2 separate regions of the Mus musculus genome follow, and region 2 is linked to region 1. Evidence: chromatin contacts called from ENCODE POLR2A ChIA-PET data. All regions are on one chromosome and are shown on one strand. Each heading gives the region's core, a stretch centred on a gene start or an enhancer-like site at or near the end of the contact. The rest is flanking DNA. Distances are from core to core; before and after follow the strand shown.

Region 1 (7,567 bases), core at 3,685-6,184:
GTTTGCCAATGCTTACTGATGTTTTCAAAGCACCAACTGTTTTGATTTTGGCTATTACTCTTTTTCTTATGTGTGTTGAGACAGAGTTTCTCTGTACAGCCCTGGCTGTTCTGAAATGCACTAGGTAGACCAGGCTGGCCTTGAACTCACAGAGATCTGCCTGCCTCTGCCTCTCAAGTGCCTTGCCAGTGTTACTCTTTTCATCTAGATTTTATTAATTTTTAAATTAACTTTCCATTGTCTTTATTATTTCTTTCTGTATACTGTGTTGAAGATTGGCTACTTGTCCCCCTCCTTTCCCCCTCTTTGCACCACCCCCCACTCCTTGCTCCCTGCCCCCAGCTCTCCAGCATCTTGTGGTGGTTGTTCATTTGATAAATTTAAGTTTTTTTAGCATGATCACTAATTTTTAAAAAAAGATTTATTTAGTACACTGTAGCTGTCTTCAGACACACCAGAGGAGGGCATCAGATGGTTGTGAGCCACCATGTGGTTGCTCGGATTTGAACTTGGGACCTCTGGAAGAGCAGTCAGATGGCTCTTAACTGCTGAGCCATCTCTCCAGCCCTAGCATGATCACTTATGTTTAAACGCTCCTATTAGGATTGCCTTGGTTGCATACCACAGGTTCTGATAGGGAGTATTTTCATTATCACTTGTCTCTAGAAATTTCTAAATTCCTTCCGACTTCTTGGGTGACCCATTGTTCTTTCAAAAATGTATATTTACTCTGTAAGAGTGTTTGTACTTTCTCTTGTGTCTCTGATTGTTGACTTCTAGTTTCATTCCACCGTGTTCTGATAGGACACACAGAATTGCCTTCACATTTTTCTATTTGTTGAGATTTGATTTGTGTCCTATGATGTGATTGATTTTGGAGAAAGTTCCATGTAATGTTGAGAAACTGTATATTCCCTACCTGCTTGGGTGAAACATTATATATGTCTCTGTCAAGTCCACTTGGTCCTAGTATATTTTAGTTCTGAAGTTTCTTTGTCTGTCTTTAGTTTGAGAGGCCTACCTATTGAAATGTGAGAGTGGAGTTTTGAAGTCTCTTACTATTATTGTATCAGAACCTAAGTGGTCTTTTACGTCTCTTTGTTGTTGTTTTTAGAAATTAGGGGCTCTGATGTTTGGTTCACAAGCGTGTATAACCATTATATCTTCTTGTTGAAGTATTCTTTTTATTAATAGCTGGCATCCCTTTTTACATCTTTTAATTAATTTTGGTTTGAAGTTTGTTGTGTCTAATATAAGGATAGCCACACTTGGTTGTTCCTATTGTCCAGTTGCTTGGTAGTTGTTTTCCACCCTTGATACAAAAATTTTGGGTATCTGTGTCATGTTTGTTTGGAGTTCTACAGGCCTCATGTTTGGATGCCTACTTCTTTCTGTAGATTTGGGGACTTTTCTGCTATAGCTTCATTAAAAAGTCTGTCTTAGTTAGGGTTTCTTTGCTGTGAAGAGACACCATGACTAAGGCAACTGTTATAAAGGCAAACATTTAATTGGGGCTGGCTTATAGTTTTTGAGGTGCAGTCCATTATCATCATGGAGGGAAGCATGGTAGCTTGCAGGCATATGTGGTACTGGAGGAGCCAAGAGTTCTACATCTTCATTCAAAGGCAGCCAGGAAACGACTCATTTCTGCAGGTAGCCAGGAGGAGGCTTTCTTCCACACAGGATGGAACTTGAATGTAAGACCTCAAAGGCCACCCAACAGTGATGCACTTCCTCCAACAAGGTCACACCCACAGCAACAAGGCCACACCTCCTAACAGTGCCACTTCCCATAGGCCAAGCATATTCAAACCACCACATGGTCTATCATTCTATTTGATTTTTACCTCTGCTCCTCCCTTTACACAATGAACTCCTAGGTCTGGCCTCGTGAATGTATCCCAGGATCCTTGGTAAACAGGTGCTTCCCTGAAGTACACAAGTGTCCTCCATTGTCTCTCCTTTGGGACATCCTTTTATGCTTCCCTCCATCCACCAGCTAATAGTTATTGCCAGATAGAGTAGGGCACCACCATTCAACAGTGTCTGAGCTCGTAAGAGTTGCTAGGTATTTTCTTCTTACTACTTGAGCGATGTGTATGGATGGATGTAGCACGATGGGGTGGGGAGGAAGGAACGTGGACTGCCCTGGTCCTCCCAGTAGCTGCCTTGTGTGTGCGCTTATTCCACAGCAACAGCTGGTTTTTTTTTTTTTTTTTTTTTTCATTGTCTTGGGTGCTTGGTCCATCTCTGATGTGGAACTCTGAAGGTGGCAAGTTTGTGGTCCAACCTCCAGTCTGAGGTAATGCTGCCTGGCTGGCTTACCCTCTTCTTTGTCCTTCTGAGTACAAGAGACTATCTAATCTCTTGCTGTGACTTCCTGGTAGCGTTGGTCTGAGGGGCTTCAAAGCCTTTTTTTTACAGGGTCACCTTGAGGCAAATATCACCTCTGGCCATGCAGCTCAGACTTGGGTTTACATTTGGACAGAACCCAGGTTACACAGGAGCTTAGCATTGCTTGCAAAGTCCGTAGTAGGGTTTCTCTCTGCCTGACCAACACTCGGCTCATCTCTCATAGTTCTGGAATGACGGAGAGGGATAAAGTCTTACTCTGCATTTGTAATGAGTCATTGCTTTTCCATTAGGATTATTCTCCTTCTCTATAAGCACTTGCCAGTTCCCAGTGTAAAGAAAAATGGTAATAAAACAACTACGCACAGAAAACAAACTCCACTTCTTCCCGTTGTGACGTTTCCTTCCTTGTCCAAACTGAAACCTGCTATGATTTCTCCTGTCTCAACTCTCCCCGCTTCTAACATAGCTTGGTCTCAACGCTCCTTGCTTCTAACACAGCTCGGACTTGGTTTCTGCTCTCAGAGCTTCACAGAATGAATGAAACTAGAATTGCATAACTTAGCACTGACTTCCCCATTGCTAAACTGAATGGACGTTTTCCAGTACTCATTTGCTTGACATCACTCATCACTGGCATTTTTCACTCACGACTACTTCCTCAACCTGGAGAAGGCTTTCGTGTGAAATGTGTGAGGCTGTTTTCCTGCCCTGATCTTTATTCTACTTCGTCTCCTCCTCAAAATGTCTCATTTGATCATTGAAGCAGAGATCTGTGAAGGTTCAGTTCTCCTGATTCTGTGAGTCACTCCCCCCACGCCCCACCCCTGTCTCTGCACTTTATGGCCATCTGAGCCCTGCCCCTATTTCGGAGATCACCTTTTGTTGAATATTCCCCATTGGACAACTCTAAGACTCTTATACTTGGTGTCTGTGATCCTAACCCTTCTTGGAGACATGCATCTGGATATTCTACGGGCACAATCAAAACATGATCAGAGCTTGCTGTCTTCCTCTCAGATCAATTTAAACGTTTGTTTTGGTTTGGTTGTTTGTGACAGCTTCTCTGTGTATCAGAGCCTTGACTGTCCTGGACTTGCTTTGTAAACCAGGCTGGCCTTGAACTCACAGACATCCACCTGCCTCTGCCTCCTGAGTGCTGGGATTAAAGGCATGCACCATCAAGCCTGGCCTTAAATGTTTGTTTGTTTGTTTGTTTGTTTGTTTTAAATCTAATGATCACAGTAAATGGTATTGCTGAATATGAAGTTGCATAAGGTAGGAAAAAGGAATCCTTTTTTTCATTACCATTTTCCCTCTTTTTCTTTGCCCTCTGTACTGTGTGTGTAAGGTATCTGCCCCGAGTGTGGGGGGCATGAACCACAGGGATGCCAAACATCAGGCCTCTTAATTCAAGTCGGAATCTTGCTATCACTCTACCCCTCAAAGCTTCTCACTCCATTTTCATTTACACGAGGAGGTCCATGGTCTTTATCTTCAACCATCTATGATTCCATGTGCTCCATTGTGACACTTTACACAAGCATCCATTTCCTGCGATTCCTCCATCTTCAGCCTGGCCCACCCAGGGAAGCCAGAGCGAGAAATAGCTGGAGCCACCATGCTGAGCGCAGTCCATGCTGCTGAGAGGTGCCCAGGTGTGAGTAACAATTCATTGTTACTGGGAGAGGGGGGAAGGGAAGCCGGTGTTTCCTCCTTTGCCTAGGAGATCCTGCAAGGCTCTTTCCCTAACCGCCCTCACACTGAAGCACCAATCTCTCTGCTGTGTTTGTCTCCCTCTCAGATGGTTGCTCAGACATTTGATTGCCTTTCACCAGCAGGCGCTCGGCTAAGCAATGGGTACCTCATCTCCTGGGAATGCCAGGACTCTAGGGGCTGGGCTCCATTTTAATCTCCTTTTCACGAACAGGAAATTAGATTTCACCAAAGACATTCAGCTGGCGTTGTTTGATTAATCATCAGGTCAAACCTTTCTACTCTGTGCCCAAGTTCAGAGTCGCTGTGGTTACAGACACTGATGTACGGATACTTCTCTTTTGCAGACCCATGTGCCTTCAGTACATGGGTTTTTAGAGACCTGATAAGTGACCGGGAGACAGTCACAGACATACCAGTAAGATCTGGATCTGATACTAGCTTGCAGAATACAAAACCATAGCTTTAAATCTTAGCTTCCTAAGATGTAAAAGAGAGGCAGTTATTCTGTTACCCTCTAAAGAACCTGTGCCTTTAACACTGGCTGACCTCCAGCTGTGCAATGTCCTTAGCATGCTGTTAAGAAACCTGAAGGACAGTAGGACCCAGTAAGCTCTGTTCTCAGTGGGCCCCTAGCTGCCTTGCCCTTGAGGCCCTGGAGACCTCCTCCACTGTCCTGAATGCCACCCTCGCCTCACGCATGCGCTAGTCGCCCACGGCCTTCCATCTGGCCTCAGCATGGCCTGAGAAAGTCATTGCTCCCAGCAGGGATAGGGTTCATGCTGCCAAGAACCCTCAGGCTCTTGAGGGAGGCGCCCTGCAAGGCCAGAGCCTCTGTCTGGCCTCTGGGAAAGCTGCTCCCGGGCTAGAGAGCATGTTCCCCTCCCCCGCGCAGCTGTGTGCTGGGCCACTGGACGTGCAGGGCAGCACAGGAGAGGCCAGTGCTCCCTTCCCATCACCGAGGCAAACGTTCTCCAGGCCTCGAGGCACAGCCTGGGTGGGAAGGGAACGGGAGCCCGGACCCTGCTGTCTCAGAAAGCTAGAAAGAAGTTTCCTCTCAAAACTGATACTGCTGATTAAAATAAATACTTTTAAGGTCACCAACGACATTTATCCAGGCTGGGGGTCGCTATGTAGTTCTGATAACCTGACGCTATGCCCCTGAAAGTTGCCTGTAGGGTGGCAGACCCTTCTTTACTGCTTGGGGTAAATGTGAAAATCTGGGAACCTTTAAAAAATTTAATTTAATTGTATTTTTATTTGCTTTTATTTTTTATTTTTATCTACCTATTTATTTATTTCGCAGTGTCTGAAACAGGCCAGGTGACAAGAGAGGAGAGAGAGTGCAGAATGGAAGCATTTTATTTGTTGAACTGGGAAAGGGAAAAGACGCTAACTGAAAACTTTCCTAGTGACAACAAATGAGGTATCCACGTTCTGAATTTGTGCATCTTGGTAACATGGGCTCTTTCTTCCTGTATGAAGCCCAAATTGTAGGTCAGTTCTGCTTCTGGGAACAAGTCCCGGGTGACACAGGCTGAAGTGCAGCCTGAGCCTGAGCAGAGGTACTCTTGATTGTTAAGGGTGTTCTGTTGCGATTTCAATTACTCCATCTTTATACAGAGCTTTTTACCCCCATGGTAAGTATGAAAAAGGATGAGGTCCCAGGAATGTTGCTGCTCTGGGCAGAATGGACCCCAGCCTGTGTTTTCTGTCAACAGATAAGGAGCAGAGCTTCCTACACCTTAGAGGAGAGGCACTCTAGAGAGATTGTGAGCAGCACGGGAAATCTTTGCAGACATCAATTCATTTCTCATCACCCAGCTTACCTTGATTTGTTTCAACTAATTTCATTTTCCTCCTAAATCCTAAAATATCTGGAAAAAGAGACATTGAGAATAATCTTAAAAGTTAAATGAGGTACAAGAGATTCGTCTTCTGAAGACTTGCTTATGTGAGCATTTAACGGTTTTTCGTCTAAGGATTATGGGGGTGTATACATACAAATGTCACAAACGCCAAAAACTTCGCCAGAAAGGAAGGTTACCCTGGAAAATCTTCACTTAATATGTCGTTTCTAAGATTTCCTAGATCAGAGTAAGGACTAGGGTGGGGATATGTAGGGTGCGTGAGAGGGAGAGGCAAGATTTGGAAGCTTCCAATATGCCTCATCCATGACTAACTGTTCCATCAATGAGAGGAAAGTAATCCTTGACTTCTGCCAAGGTAACAGGAACTGGGCTGCCGTGGCAAGGAATTCCCACCCCAGGAACCAGAGAGTCACAGCGTCCAGCTCAGCTCTTAGACATCTGCTCTGCCTGTTTAGGAGGCAAGTGAAAAGATGGTTTCCTGAAGGTGACGGCAGAATCCAGAGGCTCTTCCTCAGCACAGATCTCAGCCTCTGTATTATCTGTATGTCGCTATTCCTAGTCATGTGAGAGAAATCCCCAAACTACCATTATTATGTTTGGTTTGTTTTTCAAATGCAGGACTTCCTGTTCAAATGGGTGCAAACCAAAGCACACTTTTGGAGTACTGTAATGAAGAAGGAGCAGGGCTATCCACAGGCACCCAGGGGCCAACTCCACAAATGCTCCTAATTCTACCTGGGACACACTGCACATCTCAAATGTGAGTTCGTGATTCCTATTCCTAATCCTTTCTACTGGTCTGCCCCTTTGCATCCATAGAAACTCAATGCAGATCGAGAAACCAGGAAACCTGGCTTGTGGAGGGATTAGGTCTCATAGGAGACTACGATCAGTAATCTGCCATGGTATTATTCTATGAGAGTTCATTTTTATTTTTTTTAAAAAAAGCAAGATCTAAACTATATGAGAGCTTTTTCTCTTCTTTTTGGTAATATAGTACAAGAGAAAGTTCCGGAAGTGGCAACTTAATTCGTATCTAATTTCAGCAAAATAATTGCAGACTGCTTTCAGCTTGAATGAGCAGTGAGGTGAGGCTCCCATTGTTGCTTATTTTAGTAGCACTCCCTCAGGACGAATGCTAGCTATTTTCAGTTGTATGTGGGAAAACCATGGGCGCTGCCAAGCGGTGGCAAGCTGGCATCGTGTGTGATCTGTCAACCAGATTCCACTCAGATTCTTTACTTATTGCAATTGGCATATGACCTTTTTTTTTCTTTCTTTATTCAGTTTGGGGTTCCGCTTACCTCCTTCTCTGCCGTCCTACCTTCCAGCCTATCTCTACCCACACAGGTTCCTTTTTGGGGGGCTATTTCATAATAACAGTGTGAGTGCCAAGTGGGTTGTATAAAATCCTGAGCAAGATATATGAAACAAAGCACACTGCTCCTGGAAACTCATAGGGACCAGTATGTACCCATCAACAAACACTAGCTAATACACAGTGAAATCATACATTTCTCTCTGTAGTTTATATAGGATGGGATAGGGCTGAGAGGAGACCTTAAATGACTCCTGGTACATGAACCGTACAGACTCACAGCCTCTAAAATGGCCCCCAGTAGCCATCC
Region 2 (6,999 bases), core at 194-2,693, 87 kb before region 1:
ACACAGTCCTACAGGTATAGGGCCACATGGCTGTAGCCTGAAACCTCAGAGACCATAAACCAAAATTAAACCTCATTGTGGACTTTCTAGGTAATCTGTCAGTGACAAAAAGCTATCACAATCATAAAATTTTTGTTTTTGAGGCTTTAGTTGAGTACTGGGATTAAAGGCTTGTGCCACCACTTCCTGCTCTATATAGCTTTTGTTTGGAAGAGGTTTTGTTTCATTTTGAAGATATTATATAGCTCTTACTGGCTTGGAATCAGTCTGACCCTCTAATCAGAGATCCACCTGTCTTTGTCTCCAGAGTGCCCGTCCCAACACACTTTGTAAAAATGAGCTGTGAAAATACCTTGCTTTGGTGACTAAGATGTATCCAAATTTTCAGTGCGCTCTATAGGTCCAAGGTTAAGACACTTTTCAAGAAAGTAAGCTTTAACAAAATAACAATTCCAACCCTTTGTACTGAGTCAGGAGATTTTTCTTTCTCCCTAAAGGCCATCTCAGAGGATTAAGCTGGAATAAAAAGATCATGGGAGGCCAGAGGCAGAAGGATCAATTGTTTCACGGTCGACCTCAGCTTTTGGGACTTTTAGTATGGATGGAAAAAGACCACAGCTCTCAGCCAGGCGGTGGTGGCGCACGCCTTTAATCCCAGCACTCGGGAGACAAAGACAGGCGGATTTCTGAGTTCAGGGCCAGCCTGGTCTACAAAGTGAGTTTCAGGACAGCCAGAACTATACAGAGAAACTGTCTCGAAAAAAACAAAAAAACCACAGCTCTCATCTTAAAGGGAATAAATGATGGGTTATCCTGGAGCCATTTTGATTGACCATGGTCCCGGAACACAGATTTAGGTTATTCCAAACTCCATGTAAGATGAGAGCTGTGTTTTTCTCTTCATTGACACAGGGATAGTTACTTTCTCTCCACTCTGACAAAAACCATCTCTTTAAGACGAGACTCCCCAGCGCAATGAAATCGCCCGTGTACTGTCCTCGCCATAAACCTATTTTTGGAACTAGGGATTTTCCAGATTACTGTAAACCCGGCGAAGTGAGGTCAGGGCTAGGCATGCCTTTCTAGGCTACACCCCGACACCCACGCGCGCTCGGAGCTTTCCGGAAACCCCAGGCGCTCAAACTGGGAAGCTGCCCGGTTCAGAGTCACTTTGTTACACTCCGGTGTCGCCGACCGCCGGACTGTCACCAACGCGCAGACCGTGCAGGGGTATCGGGGCCGACTCACCAGGCCAGAGTCCGGGTTATCCGGTGACTAAAGCCATTACCACCCCTGAGCCGCCAGCACCCTGCCCCGCCCTGCCCATCCGGACCCCTCCGCCCGGTGTCACCGACCGAAGCGCGGAGGAACTCGTTGGCGCGCGCGGGGAGTGGAGTGGGGTGGGGTAGGGCGTGTCGGCGTGGTGACGTCAGGGCGGAAGCGCACGCTGCGTGCGGCGGCCTGGAAGCCGGCGGTCACGGGAAGATCCGTCGCGCCGAGGACGCTGGTTAGTCTCGCTTTGGGTTCCGGCTGCGTCGGGCGTGCGTGGAGCTCGCTGGAACTATGGCGTCCGGGCCTCACCCGACCTCGACCGCTGCCGCCGCCGCCGCCGCTGCCGCCTCCGCCTCGTCCGCCGCCCCGAGCGCGGGCGGCTCCAGCTCCGGCACGACCACCACGACGACGACCACGACCGGAGGGATCCTGATCGGCGACCGCCTGTATTCGGAGGTGTCGCTCACCATCGACCACTCGCTGATCCCGGAGGAGCGGCTCTCGCCTACCCCGTCCATGCAGGACGGCCTGGACCTGCCCAGCGAGACGGATCTGCGCATCTTGGGCTGCGAGCTCATCCAGGCCGCCGGCATCCTCCTCCGGCTGCCGCAGGTGAGAACCCCGGCTGGTTGCGGGCCTCTCCGCCGCGGCCAGGTTTCTCCGGAGCCTGCGCCGGGCGGCGGCGGCGGCGGGAGCTCGGGCGGGCGAGGGTGGGGATGCGGGGGCGGGCGGCGCCGCGCGGCCCGGGCGGGGGAAGGGAAGCGAGCGGCCGCACAAAATGGCGGCGGCGCCTGGTGCGGGCCCGCCTGACCCCGGCGCTTCCGTTCTCCTCTCTCGTCTGCAGGTGGCGATGGCTACAGGGCAGGTGCTGTTCCATCGGTTCTTCTACTCCAAGTCGTTCGTCAAACACAGTTTCGAGGTAAGCGCGGCGGAGGCGGACAAGAAGGGATTTCTTCATCCGGAAGCGGGGAGGAAGGGGGTAGGAACCAGCTTTTCCAGAAAGGGAGTGGTTAGCTTAGGCCTTTGTACCTCGTTCCCACCCAGAAGGAAATGGGGCCCGTAGAGCAATGTTTCAAGAACTAGAAAATGGATCCCCAGTTCACGTGCTCTGTTAACCAAGAACTACGTTTTCAAGCCATTGCACAATTCTAGCAAGAGGTAGCTTGATTCTGACCCAAAATTAAGAGCAGTTGAGCAATAAAACGTAAGAGCTGGTCTAAAAATGTCAGCTTCGATTTTATTTCGCTAAAAAGCCCGTTGTATCCTAAAGAGGGTTCTTTGCCGGTCCTTGGTGACCCACATCCTTGGGCAGGCAGATGTACATACAGATGGAGTTCCTGGAAGCCAGGACTACACAGAGAAGCCCTATCTAAAAACAAAACAAAATAAGGGTTGTTAGACTTTGTTAAACTGTTTCTAGTTTAACTTCACTTGGATTTTTACCTGGGTTCTTTCAGATTGTTGCTATGGCCTGTATTAATCTTGCGTCAAAAATCGAAGAAGCGCCAAGAAGAATAAGAGATGTGATTAATGTATTCCACCACCTCCGCCAGTTAAGAGGAAAAAGGTAAGATTGGCCTGTTGAACATAGTATCTCTTGCTGTACTGTGCACCAATCATCCAGTCAAAACATCTTCTCCCCTCCCTCAAGTCAGTGTGGATGCAAAAGAAAGCGGACATTAGGTGCTGAAATTCACGTAGGAACATTGAAACTTTTAAAATCCCCTCCATTAACCAGCTATCTGAAGTTTGTAGAGACAGTTGCATTGTGGACAATTCTAGAGTGCTGTGAAGCCAGTCCCTTGGCTTAAGATTAAACAAGAAAGGGAGTACGGTTGGCTCAAGTGGGAGTGTATTCTGTAAGTTGTGTTTCCCCTCCCCTCTCTGGAAAACTGAAGGCTGGACATGTAAGCCCTGTAGTTCAAGTTAATGTTGTGGCAAAGTTCCGTGTAGGTCGTTTTTCTGCTTGGAGTCCCAGTTTCTTCATCAATTGAGGTTGGCTTTTGTTAGAGTACTTCTCAACATTGAACTACGATATATCGCATAATGCCGCATCTGAAAGGACTGGAGGATGATAAAGTTTGAAGTCAAAGGGATTGAACAGGTATTCTGTTTTGGTCAGATGTAGTCTCAGTGAGTTCCTTAGAAAAATAACTCATTGAGTTGCTTCAGATAGGGCTCTTTATTCGATCTTGTAAGAAAATAGAGTCTGAAACAGTATCTTTTAGGTGTAGTGATACCCTGGTAACTTTATGTGGGCCTATAAGGCAGTACCAAAGCTTGTTGCAGTACTCCAGGCTCTACAGGTGATTCTAGGACAGGCTGATGGATATTTGTGGTGTAGATTAGTTTCTAAGGAACTGTGAGCTTGGAAGGAATTTAGCTATGACAAGATAACCTGTTTTGGGAGTTGGGTGTTGCTTAGTCCTAATGCGTATTGAACATAGGTAGTCTTTATTGTGGAAGCTATAAGTTGGTGGTAGTGGAAGTTTGAAATGAGTAACACAGTCAATTTTTATAGCATTTTTTTCTCTATACTATTCAGCCCCATCTTTTCTAACTATGTGCCCAGATACAATTTCTTCTGTTTGAAAACATTTTTAGTTCTTTGTGAAGAAAGTTGAGAAATGGGGGAGTTTCAAATTAGTGTTTAGTATGTTCTGAGCTTATACTTGTATTTTAGATTACATGGCTGATTTTTTTTTTCAGGGTGTTTTTACAAAACACTGAAATACAGAATTCTTATTTTTAGTGAATAAAGGAACATTTTCTAGTAGTATATGAGTTGTTGAGCCAACTATAATCACATGATCGTTTGGTGTTTTTCTGTGGGACTTCTTCCTTCCTAGGTGTCAGAATAGGATCATCTTTTTATAAAACTTCAAAATTTAAAATAATTCAATCTGACTGGCTTGTATTGGATATAAACTTCATTTTTGATCATCATTAAAGAGAAATTGATTTTGTTTCAATGTTTCAAATTTGATTATAGCATGAAATTCTTAAAGAAGTTAATTGCATGGAAGCCCCCCTTTTAAAAGCAGGATATAAGTGTTTCTATGCATATTACAAGTTTACTCAGACATGTAACTTGTATATGTTATTAACTTCAACTCTTTTTTCCCTTGCAACCGACTATACAGCGACCAGCTACATTTACCAAAGCCTGGGTGATGTGGAGTGGTACATAGAGATGAAGCTGTCGTCATGGCAACAGTGAGTGAAGTATCGAAATCCCCAAGGAGAAGCCAGTGTTCTGAGAATAGGTCACTGGAATCGGGGACTAACAGGTTGGCCACTGGTGAACCATTTAGAGAAAAACAAACAAACAAACAAAAAACTCCTGTTTCTTGTTAAAAGCTTTTGTCTTTGCTGTCCAAGTTATTAAAACTATAGCTTTAAAAGGTGGTGGGGTTTTTATTTATTTTTCTTTTTTTCTTTCCCTTTTTCCCCCCCATAGGGCATGGTTAGAAAGTATTCATAAATGTTTTACTCTGATACTCTTATTGGTTTGTCTTGAATTTTAGTCCAATTTGTGCAAATTAACTAGGTTATTCTATGGCCTTGACAATTACAAGGGGTACATAGCCTTTTCTAGTCATGGCTGCTACATGTAGATAGTACGATCAAGTGTTTGAAGAAAAACAAAACATTTCAGTCCTCAGTTTGAGATAATTGACTTATCTCTCATTAGTTTTTTATATTTTGGTAATTCTTTAGAATAGCTGAATTCAAAGGAAAGTTAAAGCTATTTATATCCGCGGTTTACAGATAAAATTTGCTGTTTCTATGTAATGTTCCCAGTCTTCTCTTTAAAGAAGTTAAGGTTTCTGTTACAAGAAGATAAACTTGTAAGATTTAACTACTTTTATTGGTGGCTGTTTATTCTGTTTTCAATGCATAAAACCTTCAGTTTGTTGACATTGAAAGAGTGTTCCTATTTAAAAATAAGCTTTAGAGATTTCTGTGTTGAGTAGCAGTCTTGTATTAGCCATCTGTTTCACAGTATACTTCCTTGAACTACTTTCAGAGTATCAGTCCTTGTAACTCATGAGTGAGACCAGCCATGCTTGAACACTCCCAGTCTAAATGCTTGTAATTCATGTGTTTCAGGCATACTACAGAAAGTAACTATCATATAAATTCTTAATAACCAGAGACCAACATTTCCTAAAGACAAATTTGTTTTCCAATAAGTTAATGAGCAAATAAAGAATAGGTAATAGAGAACCTTTCCCAGGTGGCGTCTGGTGGTCTTGAGTGTTACTACCTATCCCTGAGTTCTCTGAGTACATGAGGCTTGTCTCCCTTAGTGTGTATGTGTAGTGCCGCCTCTGCATTGTTGATCAAGGATGTTTACCTGATTGGGAAGACAGTCTGGCAAGCCTTGATTCAACTTTCTGTGTTGCTAAAGATATTCCTAATTGATGACTTTGCTAATATAAATGCTAATATAGAAAGCTTCTGCTTTAAATGCTTTTTCAGAATCTTCACTTCCTGATTTATGGAGATTTTTTTCTGGGTTTCATCATGGTATAAAATATTAAGGTAGTTGACAATTTTGTATTCGTTGAGCCTGCCTTGATTTATGAGGTAAAATGAATTCTGACAAGAGTATGCATTTACAGAGCTAGTAGTGGCAAGACTGAGTGAGCTTAGATGGTTGAGCTTTAGTAAGATCGTTAGTGGGATTGTTTCCTTGGCCTGTTTGAAAGTTGATGAGAGGTTTGGAAATTAAGACTCTGGCTGTGTCGTACAGGGTGTCCAGTAATTTATGATCCTTGTGCTGAACCCCTTCACTCTTGAGATTAAACAAAACCTTTATAGGTTCTTGCAGATTCTGATGAGGTGGGGAATGTGCATACGGCAGAGGAATAGTAGATACTTTAAGCAGAATTAGTGATGAATCCTTATTTAATTTGGCACCAGTTGGTAGCCATAGTTTTGAAACAAGTGTTCTGTTTGCAAATTTTATTACAATTGAAAAATAATTTCATAATTTAATGTTTGAAGAAAAGTGAGACAGAACTCTGTTTGTGAACTGTTCGTATATGGATTTTTAATGGTGCTGTTTACTGTCTGGCTTTTAGGAATTGAATTCAGAGCCAAGCTCTGTACAGATGATACACTGCAGCCTCTTTGACTCCCAATACCAGTTGAAGGGGAACCTTCTAATTAGTCTGTATTGGGTTTGTCTCCAAAATTTCTTAGAATGCATATAAAACCTGAAAAATCATGAACTTGGTGTCATTGGAGTTTTTCTCCATAAATGGGTTGCTCCCATTTGAGTTAAGTCGACTTTTTCTCCAAAAGTGCAGTTTATAGCTATTCTGATAAAGTTGATTCAAATCAGGCCATTTCTTAGACTTTTTGACGCTGTAATTGAAATTGAACTTAATGAAATTTTCCATCATTTGTTATTGTTTATAATTCTGCCATAGCTTAATGCAGAGTTACAGAATAACTGGGTCTTGTTTTTAAGTGAAAACAAGAAAAATATAATTGGGTTTTACTCTTGCTAGCCTGCTACCAGGGAGGTAGTTAATGTACTTCATTTCAGATTTTTTTCAGTCTTGAGTTAACTCAGGTTTGCCTCAGCTCACCTGATGGAGTGGAGGATGTCCTTGAACTCTTATCTCCAAGTGCCTCTACCCCAACCCCTGCAAAGTGCTGGGATTATGAGGTGAGCCACTACTCATGGCTCAATATTACAGGTTAGATTGTTTT

What was found. ChIA-PET counts read pairs that join two places held with the same protein, here RNA polymerase II (POLR2A).
Region 2: POLR2A ChIA-PET joins it to region 1 with 26 read pairs in Patski. The contact joins the promoter of Ccnl1 here to the enhancer-like site in region 1. POLR2A ChIA-PET finds 5 or more read pairs at or near these places in 2 of 5 experiments (Patski and embryonic stem cell).

The regions. Positions count from the first base shown.
Region 1 is chr3:65,868,663-65,876,229 of GRCm38, reverse strand. No RefSeq gene overlaps it. Among named protein-coding and RNA genes, the nearest start is that of Gm35039, 56 kb to the left of the region's middle. Within about 2 kb of position 4,934, at least 1 of the 3 ENCODE cell types and tissues checked has a DNase peak (open chromatin) inside an H3K27ac peak, as active enhancers do.
Region 2 is chr3:65,952,693-65,959,691 of GRCm38, reverse strand. Ccnl1 (cyclin L1) reads left to right here and starts at 1,443. Exons shown (of 11, transcript NM_019937.4): 1 at 1,443-1,884; 2 at 2,117-2,191; 3 at 2,730-2,839. The coding sequence starts at 1,564.